Regions from separate parts of the Mus musculus genome. Here region 1 is linked to region 2. Evidence: chromatin loops called from intact Hi-C (ENCODE). Cell type or tissue: left cerebral cortex. All regions are shown on one strand.

The links. A loop is a pair of places that touch in the nucleus more often than their neighbours do. Peaks named below come from ENCODE experiments on the same cell type or tissue, not always from the same donor. Only the 100,000 strongest peaks of a DNase experiment are listed, where the experiment ranks them.
Region 1: it touches region 2 in a loop (5-fold over the local background); 16 of 42 quality-filtered maps call a loop at or near these places.

Annotation. Positions count from the first base shown.
Region 1 is chr11:115,623,516-115,631,515 of GRCm38, reverse strand. Slc25a19 (solute carrier family 25 (mitochondrial thiamine pyrophosphate carrier), member 19) reads left to right here and starts at 3,221. Exons shown (of 7, transcript NM_026071.3): 1 at 3,221-3,451; 2 at 7,148-7,317; 3 at 7,489-7,644. The coding sequence starts at 7,186. In left cerebral cortex, CTCF peaks have their summits at 3,184 and 7,870; DNase peaks (open chromatin) are centred at 291 and 3,269; H3K4me3 peaks cover 1,730 bases; H3K27ac peaks cover 986 bases.
Region 2 is chr11:115,704,692-115,712,691 of GRCm38, reverse strand. It overlaps Grb2 (growth factor receptor bound protein 2), which reads left to right and starts at 4,095. Exons shown (of 6, transcript NM_008163.4): 1 at 4,095-4,298. In left cerebral cortex, a CTCF peak has its summit at 7,573 (motif pointing left); DNase peaks (open chromatin) are centred at 3,213, 3,980, 4,623 and 5,214; H3K4me3 peaks cover 2,533 bases; H3K27ac peaks cover 1,825 bases.

The DNA of each region.
Region 1 (8,000 bases), 81 kb after region 2:
AGAGAAACCCTGTCTCAAAGAGGAGGTGGGGTGGGGGTAGGGAGGCAGCGTCCAAGCGATTCTGTATCAGCTTGGGCTGACAGGGTTTTTGACATACAGATCTACAGAGGCAGCGTAGCTTGGGCACCCTGAAGTCTACCTTCTTTGTCTGAATGGATGGAGAAAGTGAAGCCTGAGACTCACAGCAAGTTCCCTTCCACCAAGCTCACACTGACTTCTTACTGAGAGCAGACTGCTGGGGGCCATTCCCCTCCCCCAGGGTGGCTCAGCTGGGAGTGGCCAAGCCTATTTGTTCAAGACGGTGGAGACGTTATTCACTCCTAGGAGGCGGGGGAAGTCCAGAAGAACTCTTAGGCTTCTGTTTCGGGTGTGATGAGGTCACAGAAGGCTTCACTTCCCCAAGCTGACGGGAACTGGTTTTTTTTTTTTTTTTTTTTTATCTTTTCACATGACTGGCTTTACTAAATATATTGAACTTAGATGACCAGATTGCAAATATGCAAAAATCAGAACTGGGGAACAAGTGAAAGAATCCTGGCACCTATTCAGGTGGTGTGTGTGTGTGTGATGTGTGTGTGTGTGTGAGATGTGTGTGTGTGTGTGTACAGGGCTTATATACACATATTGAGTGAAGACAGCGGAATCAAGCGCGACGTACATGCAAACAACCGTTTCAACAGAGGTGGAAAAGGAGACGAACACACCTGAGAAAAATAGATTCTTCAACTGTAGTAATAGTCCATCTGGCACTTGGGAAGCAGAGGCAGGTGGATTTCTGAGTTCGAGGCCAGCCTGGTCTACAAAGTGAGTTCCAGGACAGCCAGGGCTACACAGAGTAACCCTGTCTCAAAAAAAAAAAAAACAAAAAAAACAAAAAAAAAACAAAAAAAACAAAACAAAAGTCCATCTGCTGAAACAACATCTAAATCGGGGATTGGGGCAGAACTACTTACAAGTATGAGGATATGAGTTCAAATCTCCTTCACCCAGGTCAAAAATGTGCCTGGCTATGACCCCATTACTGGGGGTGTGGGGTGGGGGAGGACCGGGAAGACAGGAGAGAAACAGGTGGGTCCTGGGGAGCTTACTGGCCAGTTGGCATAGCCAAACAAGATAACCCTGAGAGGCCCTGTTTCAAGTCAGTAAGGTAGAGACAAACACCCTTTCTCGGGCCCTCATAGGCACATACCGAGAAGCATATACCTGAACAATACACACCACACACACCCAACTCAAACCAACTCAAACCGGATCAGAGACATATGTGCATAAACCTGCAGTGCATGCATTAGAAAATGCAGTGGGGGAAGATTTTGCCACAGAGTTGGCCATATGGGCCAAATCGGATGGTCCTGAAGTTGAGGTTTTCCTGATTCTGAGAGCTGCGGTCAGAGGGAGATCCCAGCGTGCCTGCCTGGAGAAATGAACCTTTGCCTAGGCAAGATCCACTCCCCCACCTAAGCAGTAAGACTAGCGTTCATTACACCTAAAAACTTCTAGGCCAGGCATGATGGCTCAGACGGGAAGTGAAGGAAGGAGAGTCATGGGTCACCCACAGCCACGTAACAGTCTGAGGCTACACAAGAACCGATCTTTAAGATTGTAGTTTCCGACACTTGAAGGCTAGCTTTGGAGATGACTCAGTAGGTAAAGGTGCTTCTTATCAAGATTGAAAACTAAATTCAACCCCTTGGATCCTGTGGAAGGAGAGGACTGATTCTTGCAAGCTGTCCTCTCGCCTCTCCTTGTGTACCCCCCCCCCCCCACTATTAACCTTTAAAAACTTCTGTCATTTCTGCTACTTGGAAAACAAAATGAGAAAAGCTATCCAGAGATTTGTTACTGCCCAGCCAGCTGTTTCTTGAGGTGTTCTTAAAAAATACAAAAAGGAAGCCGGGCGTGGTGGCGCACGCCTTTAATCCCAGCACTCGGGAGGCAGAGGCAGGTGGATTTCTGAGTTCGAGGCCAGCCTGGTCAGAACTCAGAGTGAGTTCCAGGACAGCCAGGGCTGCACAGAGAAACCCTGTCTCGAAAAACCAAAAAAAAAAAATACAAAAAGGGGCTGGAGAGATGGCTCAACAAAAAGATGACGGCTTTTCCAAAGGTTCTGAGTTCAATTCCCACAACCACATGATAGTTCACAACCATCTGTAATGGGATCCGATGCCCTCTTCTGGTGTGTCTGAAGACAACTACAGTGCATTTATGTACATAAAATAAATAAATCTTTAAAAAAGATTAACTCTTTTTTTTTTTTTGGTTTTTTGAGACAGGGTTATATATATATATATGGTTATATATATATATGTATAGCCCTGGCTGTCCTGAAACTTACTTTGTAGATCAGGCTGGCCGCGAACTCAGAAATCCTCCTGCCTCTGCCTCCTGAGTGCTGGGATTAAAGGCGTGCGCCACCACGCCTGGCTAAGATTAACTCTTAAACTGTAACAAATAAACCACTGATTTAAAAACATGTAAGTAATGATACATTAAGAAGTTGCAGCAAATTACTTAGATCTCAGTTCAGATAAACTTTTTGTTTTAGAGGTCAGGGTCTCACGTAGCTTAGGCTGGCCTTGAACTCTGGGTTGATGTTGAACTACCGATCGTCCTTCCGGTGCTAAATTTCCTCCGGGGGTGTGTGTGTGTGTGTGTGTGTGTGTGTGTAGTTTCCTCCGGGTGTGTGTGTGTGTTTGTGTGTACAACTCCCTTAAAGGTTCTTATTCCTCCGTGTGTGTGTGTGTGTGTGTAGTTTCCTCCGGGTGTGTTTGTGTGTGTGTGTGTACAACTCCCTTAAAGGTTCTTATCCCAAAGAACCCATCTAACCCCGACCCGTGTGTGTGTGTGTGTGTGTGTGTGTGTGTGTGTGTGTGTGTGTGTGTGTGTACAACTCCCTTAAAGGTTCTTATCCCAAAGAACCCATCTAACCCCGACCCAACTCCAGTCCTTCAGGCTAATAATACCAGGCTTCCCGCCATCTTTTCCAAAGTTATATGACTTCTAAGACTACATTGATTTGGAAAATAAAAAATAAAAACTGGGTCAAGTTCAGCGAGCTCTAATATTCCATAGCCGCGCAGACTTCAGAGGATCGCGCCAATGAGAGGCCCTCTAGAAGGTCGTAAAAGCCAACTTCGCCATCCGCTCTTTTACGGCGTCGGAAATGCGCACGCAAGGCGCTGTGGTACTACACCTCCCAGGAGTCTCTGCAGCTTCTCAAGGGGGTGGGGCTTGGAAGCGGAAGACTACAGTACCTAGCGGTATCTGGACAGTGACATTGGGATGGGACCTTCGACGTACAACGATTCGTCCAGCGGCGGCCAAAAGCTGCACGGTGATTGGCCTAGCAGCCTGTCAGTTACTGGCAAGTGCTGTTAAGTTTTGCTGTTGGGCTACACTGAGAGGGAGGGAGAACTGAGCTTGAGGAGCCCGGACGGGCCTGAAGTGTCAGGTGAGTGGACCTCTGGCTTTGCTTTCTTCCCGGTACTCTCGGGGGCCGGTACCCCCACTCCGTGTGTCAGAACAGAGAAGGGCAGGTATCCACGTGGGGCGGGGACGGATGCTCACGAGGCACACCTGACCCCAGGAGCATCTTCAGAGACACGGAAGGCGAATCCCTCCCACCACCACTCACCATCGTAGGCGTTTGCACATGGGGTGTCCACTGCCCCGGACTCACGGAGACGCCCTCTCCACCCCACCCCATCCCCGGAAAGCCTGGACAGTGCACTCACGCGAGGCTGTCTGCAGAGCGCCTCAGCAGATCACATGGGCTCTCGGTTAGTCACCGAAGGACACCTGTCCACCCGACAGTGGAGTCTGAGGTAGAAAAGCTGCAGGGTGAAGAAACTCGCTTGCACCCCCATCACTGCCACTCAGGTCAGCAGCCGCCCTGTCTCAATCCTGCATTTATATTTATTTATATTATAAATCATTTTTTATCTGTTTAGATAGCAAGACTGTTAATGCACGAAGATTTTTGAATAAACAGGAGATTAATATTTCCCTTTATTTATTTTTGTTATTGGTTTGCGACCGTATAATCCTGGCTAGGCTCGAACTTGTTATGTTCTTAAGGGTGACCTTGAACTCTTGGTCCTCATGCCTCCCACCTCCCAAGTGCTGGAATTACAGACTACACTGCTGTGTTGGTTTTTGGAGACTGAACCCAGGGTACGTTAACAAATGTGATACTTTCCTCGCCTGGGTTGTAAAAATGTTTGTGTTTTTTAGTTTTCTTGAAGGCAAACACTTTTAAAGCTTTTTAGGTGTGTGTGACTTACTGGTTTTTATCACTTAACTTGATGAGCAGTTTGAGCCAGGCAGTCAGACGCCATCTCCTACTTCCCACAAGGGAAACCTGAGTTGGTATTTTATTTCATTTAAATGTCTTTTTACTTTTATTTTGCTGTAAATGAGTGTTTTCCCCGCATGCATGCCTGGGGCAGGAGAAAGAGTTTCGGATCCCCAGAGACTGGAATGACTGCTGTGAGCCTTCTTATGGGTACTAGGTCCTCAGTAAGAGCAGCAGCCAGAGCCTGCGGGTGGGGGCACATGCCTAGAATCCTAGCACTGAGGTAACAACCCAGAGTGGGGGGGTCCTCTAAGTTCAAGGCCAGTCTGGTCTACAGAGTGAGTTCCAGGATAGCCAGAGCTACACAGAGAAACCCTGTCTCGAAAACAAAAAACCCAAAAATCAACAATAAAAAAAGGGGAGTAACCAGTTCCCTTAACACAGGTCTTCCAGCTTGACAGCTGGTCCCCTCACCTGCTAAACCATCCCTGTGCATATAGGCTTTTATTTATTTATTTATTTATTTATTATTTATTTTTGTAACAATGGGTTTATAAACTCAGGATTTTGTGCATAAAAGGCAGGGACTCTACCGTGACTCCTTTTAGTGCTGGGGAGCAGGACCCATGGTCTTGTACATGTTTGGCTAGCATTTTGCCTTTTGTCTGAATTTCTGAATTTCTTGAGGTCTTATATAGCCCAGGCTGGCTCCCAGTCCTCTTGCCCTTGCCTCCAGGGTTCTAGGTTACAGGTGTGAGTCACAGATTTCCTTCTAGCCTTTAAGACTGAGTTGAGCTGTGTAGTCCAGGCTGGCCCTCACACTGTGGTCCTTCCACCTCAGTCTCCCTAGGAGTCAAAACCCAGTCTTCTGGACCCGTATCCAGCAATGCAGAAGTGCTCATTTCTAGAAATCCGGACACAACAGCCTCTCCCACCTTGTGTTTGGCTTGAACGGTGCAGTTTCCGTCTGGGTTTGCAGGCAGACTTGCTAGCTTCTCGGTGTCTGTGGACAACGAGCCAGGAGGCCTGCATCTTTGCTATCTCTTCTTCCCCTCTTAGACTGAGGGAAACTTGAGACCATGAAGGACTGGGCAGCCCAGTCACCCTTAAGAAGACGGTTCAGTGACTTAGTCCTCTGCCCTGGTTTAACCTGACTGAGTTTCCCAGGGGAACCTACTGGAACGGTTCCAGGGTGAATGAGAGAAGGCAAGGCGGGGAACCAGTGTCCTGACCTCCTGGTCACTGTGCTTGCTTCAGCTGCGGGCTAATTTGACGGCCTTTTCAAAGGCTTCTCTTCTTAGGTGTTTTGTTTGTTTCTTTTGTTTTGGGGGTGTCTTAGTTAAAGTTCTTTTGCTGTGATCTTTTTGTTTTGCTTTTCAAGTCATGATTTCTCCATGTAGCCCTGGTTGTCCTAGAAGTCAGATCCACCTTCCTCTGCCTCGCCAGTGTGTGTGTGTGTGTGTGTGTGTGTAGGGGGTGGTGATTAAAGGTGAGTGCTGGGCCTCACAGCAACATTATAAAGGAAAACATTTAATTGGGGGTGGCTTACAGTTCAGAGGTTTCATCCACTGTCACCATACTGGGAAGCATGGTGGCGTGTAGGCAGACATGGTGCTGGAGAAGTAGCCGAGAGTTCTACATCTGGATGAGCAGGCAGCAGGAAAAGAGATAGACAGACAGACAGAAAGACAGACACTGGGTTTAGCTTGAGCTTCTGAAACTTCAAAGCACACCCCAAGTGACACACTTTCTCCAACAAGGCCACACTCACTCCAGCAGGGGCGCACACCTCCCAATAGTGGGCCTATGGGTGCCATTTTCATTCAAAACACCACAGGAGGGGGTTTCTACTACACTAGCTGTTGCTGGCCTGGAGTCTCAAGTGCTGGGTGGGATTACAGTCGAAGGAAGCATGAAGAAGACACTTGGGAGTGACTTTGGATAGTGGTAACTTGACTAGAATTATATTTTTAATTTAATAAAATTTAGATTCATATATTTCATGCATATGAGTGTTTTGCTCACATTCATGTATGTATGCACATCATCTGCATGACTGGTGCCTGTGGAGATCAGAAGAGGGTCTGGGATGACCCAGGATTGGAGTTACAGATAGTTGTGGGCTGCAGTGTGGGTGCTGGGAATCAAACCAGGTCCTCTGCAAGAGTAACAAGTGTTCGTAATCTCTAGGCCCTTTCTCCAGCCCTAAGTCTATTTTTAATTATTTGTGTGTGTGTGTGTGTGTGTGTGTGTGTATGTGTGTATGGGTGGGTGAGTGTTGTAGGTGTGTCAGTCCCTGCATCCACATATATGCAGGAACACTCAGAGGCCAGAAGAGAGCACTGGATCTCTTAGAGCTAGAGTTAAAGGTGTTTGAACTACGTGGACCCTGGGATCTGAATTCCAGTGTCCACGATTAAGCAACAAGTGTTCTTCACCCTGCTATATGATTGGTCTTTTCTGTTACTGGATGAGGAAGGTTCAACATTTAAATAAAAACTATGTTTCCATAGGCTTGCATGGGGCGGGGGGATGGGTTGGAGGGGAGGAGGTTGGGTTTTGTTTTTGTTTTTGAGACAGGGTTATTCTGTGTAGTCCTAGTCATTTCTGGAACCTGCTCTGTAGACCAGGCTAGCCTCAAACACAGAGATCCAACTGTCTCTGTCTCCCAAGTGCTGGGACTAAAGGTATGTGCCATCACCGCCCCGTTCTGCAGGCTTGTATTCTAATCATGGGAGGACAAGAAGCAGCATCCTGAGGGAGAAAGGCTGGGCAGGGTGGGCAGCTGCAGGAGGTGGCACCTGAGGAGAGGCCCTAAGGAAGCTGTCTTTACTCTGTGGCTTTTACACTTAGCTTGATACTCATGGACGTTGGACGGACCAGAGGCAGGGATGGTTGGCTATGACGCCAAAGCAGATGTCAGGAGTAACTCCAAGTTGGAGGTGGCGGTGGCGGGATCAGTGTCAGGATTTGTCACCCGTGCCCTGATCAGCCCTTTGGACGTCATCAAGATCCGTTTCCAGGTACCCTTCCCCCACTATTCCTTGTGATGGGCCAGGGGACAGGGTTAGTCCCAGCAAAGGCAGTCCCCAAAACTTAGAATTCTGTCAAGGTGAAGTATTTCTTTTCCTTTAATTTTCCCCTTGTCAGTTACCCTACCCCCACCCCCTGACCTTTTATATTTTAATCTCTAGCTCCAGATTGAACGCCTGTGTCCAAGTGACCCCAATGCCAAATACCACGGAATCTTCCAGGCAGCCAAGCAGATCCTGCAAGAGGAAGGCCCAAGAGCATTCTGGAAAGGACACGTTCCAGCCCAGATTCTGTCCATAGGCTACGGAGCTGTCCAAGTAGGTGTCAGGGGACCTAATCTGGTTGGGTGCTTGGGGTCACGTTGCTCCATGGAGCAGAGAAAGGGAGATGCTTGGCGGCAAGCCCCACTCTGCCAGTTTGCCTTCATGGGAGATCTGCTCTAACCACCTGAGCACTAACCACATTATCCATTAGCTGCACCTTAGGCCTTCCCTCCCCATCCTGTTCGCCTTCCCTCTCCTGACCCTGTCCCAAGTGGTACTGAGTGGTACTACACTTTTCATCTTTAGATTTCAGATTATTTTTTATTTCTTCAGTGACGAAGCTGCGGGAGGCATGCTTGCTAAACAATTCCTACCAGGGTGTCAAGGCCAGAGAGCAATTTAAGAGGAGT
Region 2 (8,000 bases):
AAAGCCACCAGCCCAGCCTGGGTCATATTTTTAGAACTATGTCTTTTACATTCTGTGTCAAACCCTAGGCAGAAAAATCCTTCTCACTGGAGGGGACAAACATAGGCACTTTTGGATCCTTCTACCTGCATGTCCTGGAGTGTTGCATCCTCCACTCAAAAGCCGGCAGGCACACCCTCACTTCCTCCCGCCACTTCCCTGTACCACCCCCAACCCAGAGACTTCCTTTTTCCTCTAATATCCTCTCTGACTGGTTGGCAGTACAATCTGCTCTAAGTATAATTGCAAACATTTGCCTAGATAGAAGAGGAGTTAAGGCTCAAGGTCTGATTGGAAGTGTGATCTTTTCTTGTTTATTGCTTGGAACAGGGTCTTATATTGTCTAGGCTGGCTTTGTATGTCCTATGTATCTGAGAGTGGATTTGAACTCCTGATTCTCTTGACTCTACCATTGGAGTGTCGGGATTATAGGTGTGTACCACCACACCTGGTAATAATTTATTATTTATTATTACTATTATTTTATTTTATGTGTATATGTGGTTTGTCTGCATGTATGTGTGTGTAATTCGTGCATGCTCGGTGCTCCGGGAGGCCAAAGAGGGTGTTAGATTCTCTATAACTTGAGTTAGAGAACAGTGAACCACAGGTGGGTGCTGAGAATTGAGCCCAGGTCCTCTGAAAGAGCAGAGTGTGATCTTAACCTTTCTGTCATCTCTCCAGGCTCTGTTTTTTATTGTTTTAATTTTGAATATGTGCATGTTTGTGTGTATGTGTCTCTCTGAGTGTGAGTGGGTAGGTATGTGTGCATGTGCGTGTGTGTATAGGTGTGTGTGTGAGAGAGAGAGAGAGGAGAGAGAGGGAGAGAGAGAGCGCAGAGGTGCTCTCAGAGATCAAAGGCATTGGATCTTCCTAGGGTTGGAATCACAGGTGGCTGTGAGCTGCCTAATGTGAGTGGTGGGAACCAAACTCAGGTTCTCCACGGGAACAGTGCACATTCTCAACTGCTGAGCTCTTTCTCTGGTCCTGTTTATTTATTTTGATACAGGGCCTCTCTATGTAGCTCTGATGATCCTGTGACTATGTTTATATTTATTTTACACACACACACACACACACACACACACACACACACACACACACACACACACACACACACACAGAGTTTTATATAGTCCTGATTGGTCTCCAATTTGATAGCAGAGGATGACCTTGAACTCTTGATCTTCCTGCCTTGACTTCCATGGAAGCACAGCTACTATGCCCCATAAGTAGACGTGTGATGTCACTTCAGTTTCTTCCCACTTAATCCCCGTGGTAGAGCTAGGACCCAGGGTCTTACACTTGCGTGTCAGCTGCTCTGCCGCTGGGCGGAACCCTCTCCTGTTCTGCCTCCCACATTCCCACGTTCCCTTCTACAAACACTTGGACTCTAAGTCTGAATGGTGATGCTGCTTTACAAATGACATCATTTTACTCCTTCCCCAGTACTCAGTATTTGGGATCCATCAATGGACGCGAGGATGTGGTGACAGGACACGCCTTTAATCCCAGCACTCGGGAGGCAGAGGCAGGCAGATTTCTGAGTTTGAGGCCAGCCTGGTCTACAGAGTGAGTTCCAGGACAGCCAGGGCTACACAGAGAAACCCTGTCTCAGAAAAAGAAAAAGATTTATTTATTTACATACACACACACACACATATGTACTTTTCTGTATGTATATCTACACACCAGAAGAGCTGACATATGGGTGTTGGGAATTGAACTCAGGACCTTTGGGAGAGCAATGAGTGCTCTTAACCACTGAGCCAACTCTCCAGCCCTAATTCCTACTCCTTCATTTCTGTTCCCCCCATCCACTACTCTAGAATATAGTGGGGGAAGAAAACTCAAGTTTTAGAGCAAGGTATGACTGGGTTAATTTTGGGCATATTTAATATTTTGTATTCCTTATTAACATCTTTTCCTTAAAATGTTTTTGTTTTGTTCTTAGTGACAGGGTCTTGCCATACAGCTCAGGATAGACTCAAATCCCCTTTAAAATTATTTTTCACTTTATTTGTATGAGTGCTTTGCCTACAAGGATGTATGTGTACCATATGTGTGTGTGGTGTCAGAAAGTGACCTTGGATTCCCAAGAACTGGAGTTATAGATGATCGTTAGTGCCATGAAGATGCTGGGAATGAAGCCTGGGTCTTTCTCAAGTGCTCTTAACCACTGAGCCATCTCTCCAGTTTTACAGCCTCAAAAGTCTTAATCCTCTTGCCTCAGAACTCCTGGTGAAGGGCTAACAGGTGGTAGGTCACGAGATCTGTCTTCTCACTGTCTGTATCTAAGAATGAAATGAAGGCATTAGCTGTCCTATGGAGTTGCTGTGACTCTGGTATTTGGATGGTATATTGTCATTTCCTACAGATATCTACTTCCCAGGCTTTAAGGTTGCACATCACTTGACACTGAAACCTAAGATGAGCACCCTGGCTTCACCTCTCATTATTCCACCACCAAATGACAGCCCCCCCCCTATTTTTTAGATAGGGTTTCTCTGTGCCATCCTGGCTGTCCTGGAACTCACTCTGTAGACCAGGCTGGCCTTGAACTCAGAAATTCAGAAATCCACCTGCCTTGCCTCCCAAGTGCTGGGATTACAGGCATGCACCACCTCTGCCGGGCAGCTCTCCCTTTTGTAACTGGTCATTCTAATATGTAGGTCCCTGGTACTTAGGGCCAGCGTTCTTCTCTTTGAAACTAAGTAGCTCTATCTAAATCGCAAACTGCTGGAGTCATTGGCTTCATCTTTTGCTCTGAAAGGCATTTTCAATTGCAAATGATGTTCAGTAAACACTTGTCGAAAGAACAATTCACTTGCCTTATTTTAGTGGACTCATTATTGTAGCAGAGGCTTGGGTATTCTTAACTGTATTTTGTTGGCTTCTAGAGAACACATTGACATTGGCTGTGTTCTTGCTCTCCTATAATTGAAAAGAGCTTTTGGAACTGAGAGGTACTTCTCCAAGCTTCATCTACTACTCCCCCAAAACCGGCAGCCCCGCACAGGAACCTATCTATGCACTTTGCATCGCACAGAACACGACTTTCTCACGCCTCCATCCATCTCTCTGTTCTGTGCCATTCCGTTTGTTGGCTAAGCGCTTACCCTGGCTCCTGTGCTGTGGAACTCCTACTCGCCCTCCAGTACTCAGTTCCACATCACCTTCTTTGTTAAGTCTTTTATACAGTGGGCTGAGGAACAGAGCCAGCCTTTCTCTATCTTTTTGGCTTCCTCAGCATTCCCCCAAAGAGCTATGTGTAAGTGTTATAGCTGTGTGTGTATGTGTGTGTGTGTGTGTGTGTGTGTGTGTGTGTGTGTGCGCGCGCGCGCGCGCGCGCATGAGGGTGTGTGCAGGTGAATGCTAGTGCTATCAGAGGCCAGCGGCACTAAGTCTCCTGGAACTGGGGTTACAGACAGTTGTGAGCCATCTGGTGTGGGTGCAGGTCCTCTGGAAGAGCAGCAAGCAGTTTTTGACCTGAGAGGTCTCTCCAGCCAAGACATTACTTGTTTACTCTTCTGCTGCTTCTCTCGATTTAACCTCTTGAAGGCCAGGATCTCTGCTCGTTGTTTCATCTTCTTTACCCAGCACAGTGCTTACTTACACTGGGTATGTGGTTCACTGCGTGAACAGACTAATCAAACAATTCATCGAATACTGCAGGTTGCACGAACCAGATCCCCAAACGTTTCTAGAACTGGTCCTCTATTTGGGTTGAGCCATCCTGAGATCTCTCCCCGCTCCTCGGTGCCTCTTTGCTTTGTTTTGGTAGAAAGGACGTGATTAGAGTGTGGAAAGCGCCGTTCCTCTAGAGCAGAGCTGTAATTCACTTGCTCCGGCACGTAGAGGGTTACAACGGCCCAGGGGCGGAGCCGAGTCCGTGCCACCTGCTGCGGGCCGAGCTGACGCATGCGCGAAGCCCCCCTCTAGGCTACCTGCCGGGCGGAGCGGAGGAGGAGCGCTTGCGCTCTGGGCCTTTTCCGCCGGGGGAAGTCTCGCGGGGGCGGGGCGCGGCGGGGCGGGGCCGCGTGGGGAAGTTCTCGCGGGACCCTGGCGAGGAGCGGAAGCTAGGTTGCTCTGTTGCTTCTGCGATCGGGCGGCGGCGGCGGCGAGAGCGAGCGGGGCTGCGGCCGGGACGGCGGTCGGGGCAGCGGGCGCCGCAGTCAGGGAGCAGCAGCGAGGTTGGCGGCTGCGGGCGGCAGCGCAGGGCGGGCCGGGCCGGGTGACGGAGTGGACGGCGCGTCACGGTGAGTGCAGGGGAGCGGGCGGGAAGTGAGCGGGAGCTCCGTGGTCCCCGCGCCGCGCGGCGGCGAGCGGCTCGGGCCCGGGCTGCTCGGGGCTGCCGGGGAGGGCCGCTCGCGGGCCGGGGAAGGCTGGGACCCGAGCGCAGCGGCTGCGCAGCCGTCTCCTCGTTTCCCCTTTTGGGGCGCTTCCTTCCTGGTGCCGGTCTTCCTCCCGCTGGGGGCAGAGACCCGGCCCGCCGGGGAGGTCTGGTGTGGCGGCCGTCCGGCTGGACGCTGGGGAGCCCGGAGCAGCCGAGAGGCGCAGGCTGCTGCTCTGAGTCAGGCTGACTGAGCCCGGGAGGCGGGGGATTCGGTGCCCGCAGCTAACGTGGTGATTGATGCTCCTTTGACCTGCAAGGCCACCACGTCACCGCCTCTTGGCATCTTGCGGTGGAATTGTGTGCGGGAATCCACCGTGACTTAGAATGATTGTTACCCGGACCCGCCGACGGGTCTTTGTGAGAGTTGGGCGCTTCTCTTTTTAGAAGGACTTGAGGGGGAAAAAATACTTGTTGGGGGGTGGGGGGGAAGCAGCAGCAGCAGCGGATAGGAATGCTGGAAGGAAGGAATTTTGGGGAGAGAGCCCCGTTGGTTCCTGCAACACTCTTAGGTCGTGTGGGTTGGTAAGAAAGGGATTTTAGGCTGTGTTCAAAAGCTATAGCAGTGCAGTTTGCCGGGTAGCCGAAGCGCGTTCAACGTCATCTTTCGGTGCTGTTGACACTCAGAAAGAGGCTAGAGAAACTGGGTTTTGTTGTTGTTGTTTTTTTGTTTTGTTTTTTGTTTTTGACTTCTTCACCTCTCTTTCACTTTTCCGTTTTTGCCTTCTGTCTCCATTCTACGCTACTAGGGACACGAAAAGCATCTGTAGCGCCAGTCATTGGTCCCTCCGCCCCCTTTAAAAAAAAATCTACTTCCCCTTCTTGCTGTTCCTCCGTTATAATTTTCAAGTTTCTGCTGGTTTGGGCACTGTTCATTTTCTCCGTCGTTCTAAGATCCCCTTTTCTTTTGGAGGGAGATACCTTCCCTGTTTGCATTCCTTTTTTAACGTCCACTGTATTCATCAGGCAGCCAGGAGGGCTACTTGGGAGCCAGGGGGGCGGGGGCGGGTGGTGGTGTTGGTGGTAGGGGGCTGTTTAAGTTCTCCCCCTGGGAACTAGGAAACTCAAAGGACTGAATTCATCCCTAAGTAAGTGATAGTGACCAGTTCACAAGTGGATTTTGCCTGTTTGCTTGTGTTACTTGTATTTTGGTGTTTTTTTTTTTTCACAGATCATGGTTTGTTCGTAGTATTTTCCTTCTTGCTCCCTCCTGTTTCCCCTCACTGTTAGTAAGGGAGATTGAGTCAGTTTGGGAGCTGAAAGACTCCTTTTTAAGGTTTTAGTGAGGTTAACTATTGTTAAGTGAGAAATCACCCATGGGAGTTTGTGAAGTAAGATAGCTTGAAATAGAAGAGAACTTTGATATTTGTGAATTAAAGCCTACCTACCTACCCTAACAAATGATTTAGTCCTAATCAGGCTTTTAAAAGTGATTTTTAAGTTTTTTACATTCTTGAGTGTATTTACCTGCGCGTGCGCGCGGGCGTGTGTGTGTGTGTGTGTGTGTGTGTGTACATGCCTGGTGCCCTCAGATGCTAAAGGAGGACCAATACCCCTTGAACAGGAGTTACAGAGGGTTGTGAGCAGCCATATTCTTCTCTCTGGCCCGATAGTTGGTTTTAAGCACCGTTTGCTGTGTTACTGAGGTTTTTTCATGATTTCCACTATGTCGCGTGTGTACAGCAGCCCTTAGAGAATTATGGAGTGTTAGACTTCAGAGATGGCAAAACAGAGCTGCCACTCTCCCGACAGGCAGCACTGAGAGGTAGTTAGTTACCTGCTGATTGGCCATGGTTACTGAGATTTATTGTTTTGTGATTGTCAAAGTTGATTTTCCCCTGAGTTGTGCCAAGTCTAATGTGCATCATTTTCTTTGTTCAGACATAGTGCATTATCTGAAATGCAAATTTTAAAATTTGCTTAGTGTTTCCTCATTTTAACAGTGATTCTTAAAATTTGTATGTATAAACATAACCTGCCAATTAAAAAAAATTTTATGGGCTCTCCGGAGAGATGGCTCATTGGTTAAGAGCACTGACTGTTCTTCCAGAGGTCCTGAGTTCAGTTCCCAGCAACCATATGGTGACTCACAACCATTTGTAATGGGATCTGACACCCTCTTCTGGTCTGTCTGAAGACAGCTACAGTGTACTCATACACATATAATAAATAATTCTTTTTAAAAAATTTTATTCAATTTTTTTGAGACAAGGTCTTGATGTATTGTCCAAGTTGGTCTCAAATTATTTCTCTATTGATTTTTGAGGCAGGGTCAGTGTCTCTCTGTTTAGTCCTGGCTTTCTTAGAACTCTATCTGTAGACTAACTAGGCTGGCCTTAAACTCACAGACATTCTCCTGCCTCTGCTTTCTGTTGAAGTGTTGGGATGAAGGTGTGCGCCACCATTGGCCCTGGTTTTGCTTTGAGCCATTCTGCTTCAGCCCCACCCCAGTGCTTCTGCTGCCACTTGGGAGGGGACACTGTCACAGCTAGGTGGTGGCAGAACTCAGGCAAGATTGCAGAATGTGAACGGAAGGACTCAAAATAGCTGCAAGAAGTCCCTAAACCTGACCAGATTCACTAGGCCCTGCCTGTCAGACTAAGCAATGAGAGCTGAGTCCCTCCAGGTATGAAGGAGACTCTCAGACCAACAAAACTGCAGAGACTGTCCAAGCTGCCTGGAAGAGGCTTAGGCCAGTCACTTTGAAAAGACACTCTCCAACCTGTTGTGCTGCCTGCAGGCTGTGCAGTGAGCTCCAGGTTTCCCAGCTTCTGTGAGCTGACATGACACTCTTTCTGGGGTGGAATTTGGTTGATGCAGCTGTCTTTGAGTCATTTCTGCTCCTGAAAGCAACCCCTCACCCACATTCCTGTAACTCTCCAATAAAACTTACTGGCTCACCAAGTTGGACTTTGGTGGCTCCTAGCTGGGTTGAGTAGATGAATGTGGTGTGTCTCTCCACAAGAAGTAGGAACCCAACAATAAATTAGTCCCTGAATGGACTGGTTTAAAAATAGAGTTGCGGGCTGGAGAGGTGGCTCAGGGGTTAAGAGCACTGACTGCTCTTACAGAGATCCTGAGTTCAGTTCCCAGCAACCACATGGTGGCTCACAACCATCTGTACTGAAATCTGATGCCCTCTTCTGGTGTGTCTGAAGACAGCTACAGTGTACTTACGTATAATAAATAAATAAATCTTTTAAAAAAAATAGAATTGCATACAAATACTTGGATTTAGTTTGTCGTCGTCGTCCCCCCCGCCCCCTCGGAGAAATTAAACTAGAACCCTATTCACGATGGTCAAGCTTGTATTCTACTGCGCATCCCGTTCCTGTAGCAGTGGCTGTGTTTCATTCTAGTGCTGAGCGTGATCTTGGGACCTTGCACATGGTAGATAAACTAGATACCACTGTGCTATACACCTCAAGCCCATGCTCATTTTTTTTTTTTTTGGCTCTGTCTATTAGTTTATCTTTTATAACCAGGCTAGTTTCAACCTCATGTAGTTGTGTGTGAGACCTTGAATTTCTGATCCTTTTGCTTCTACCTCCCGAAGTGCTGGGATTGC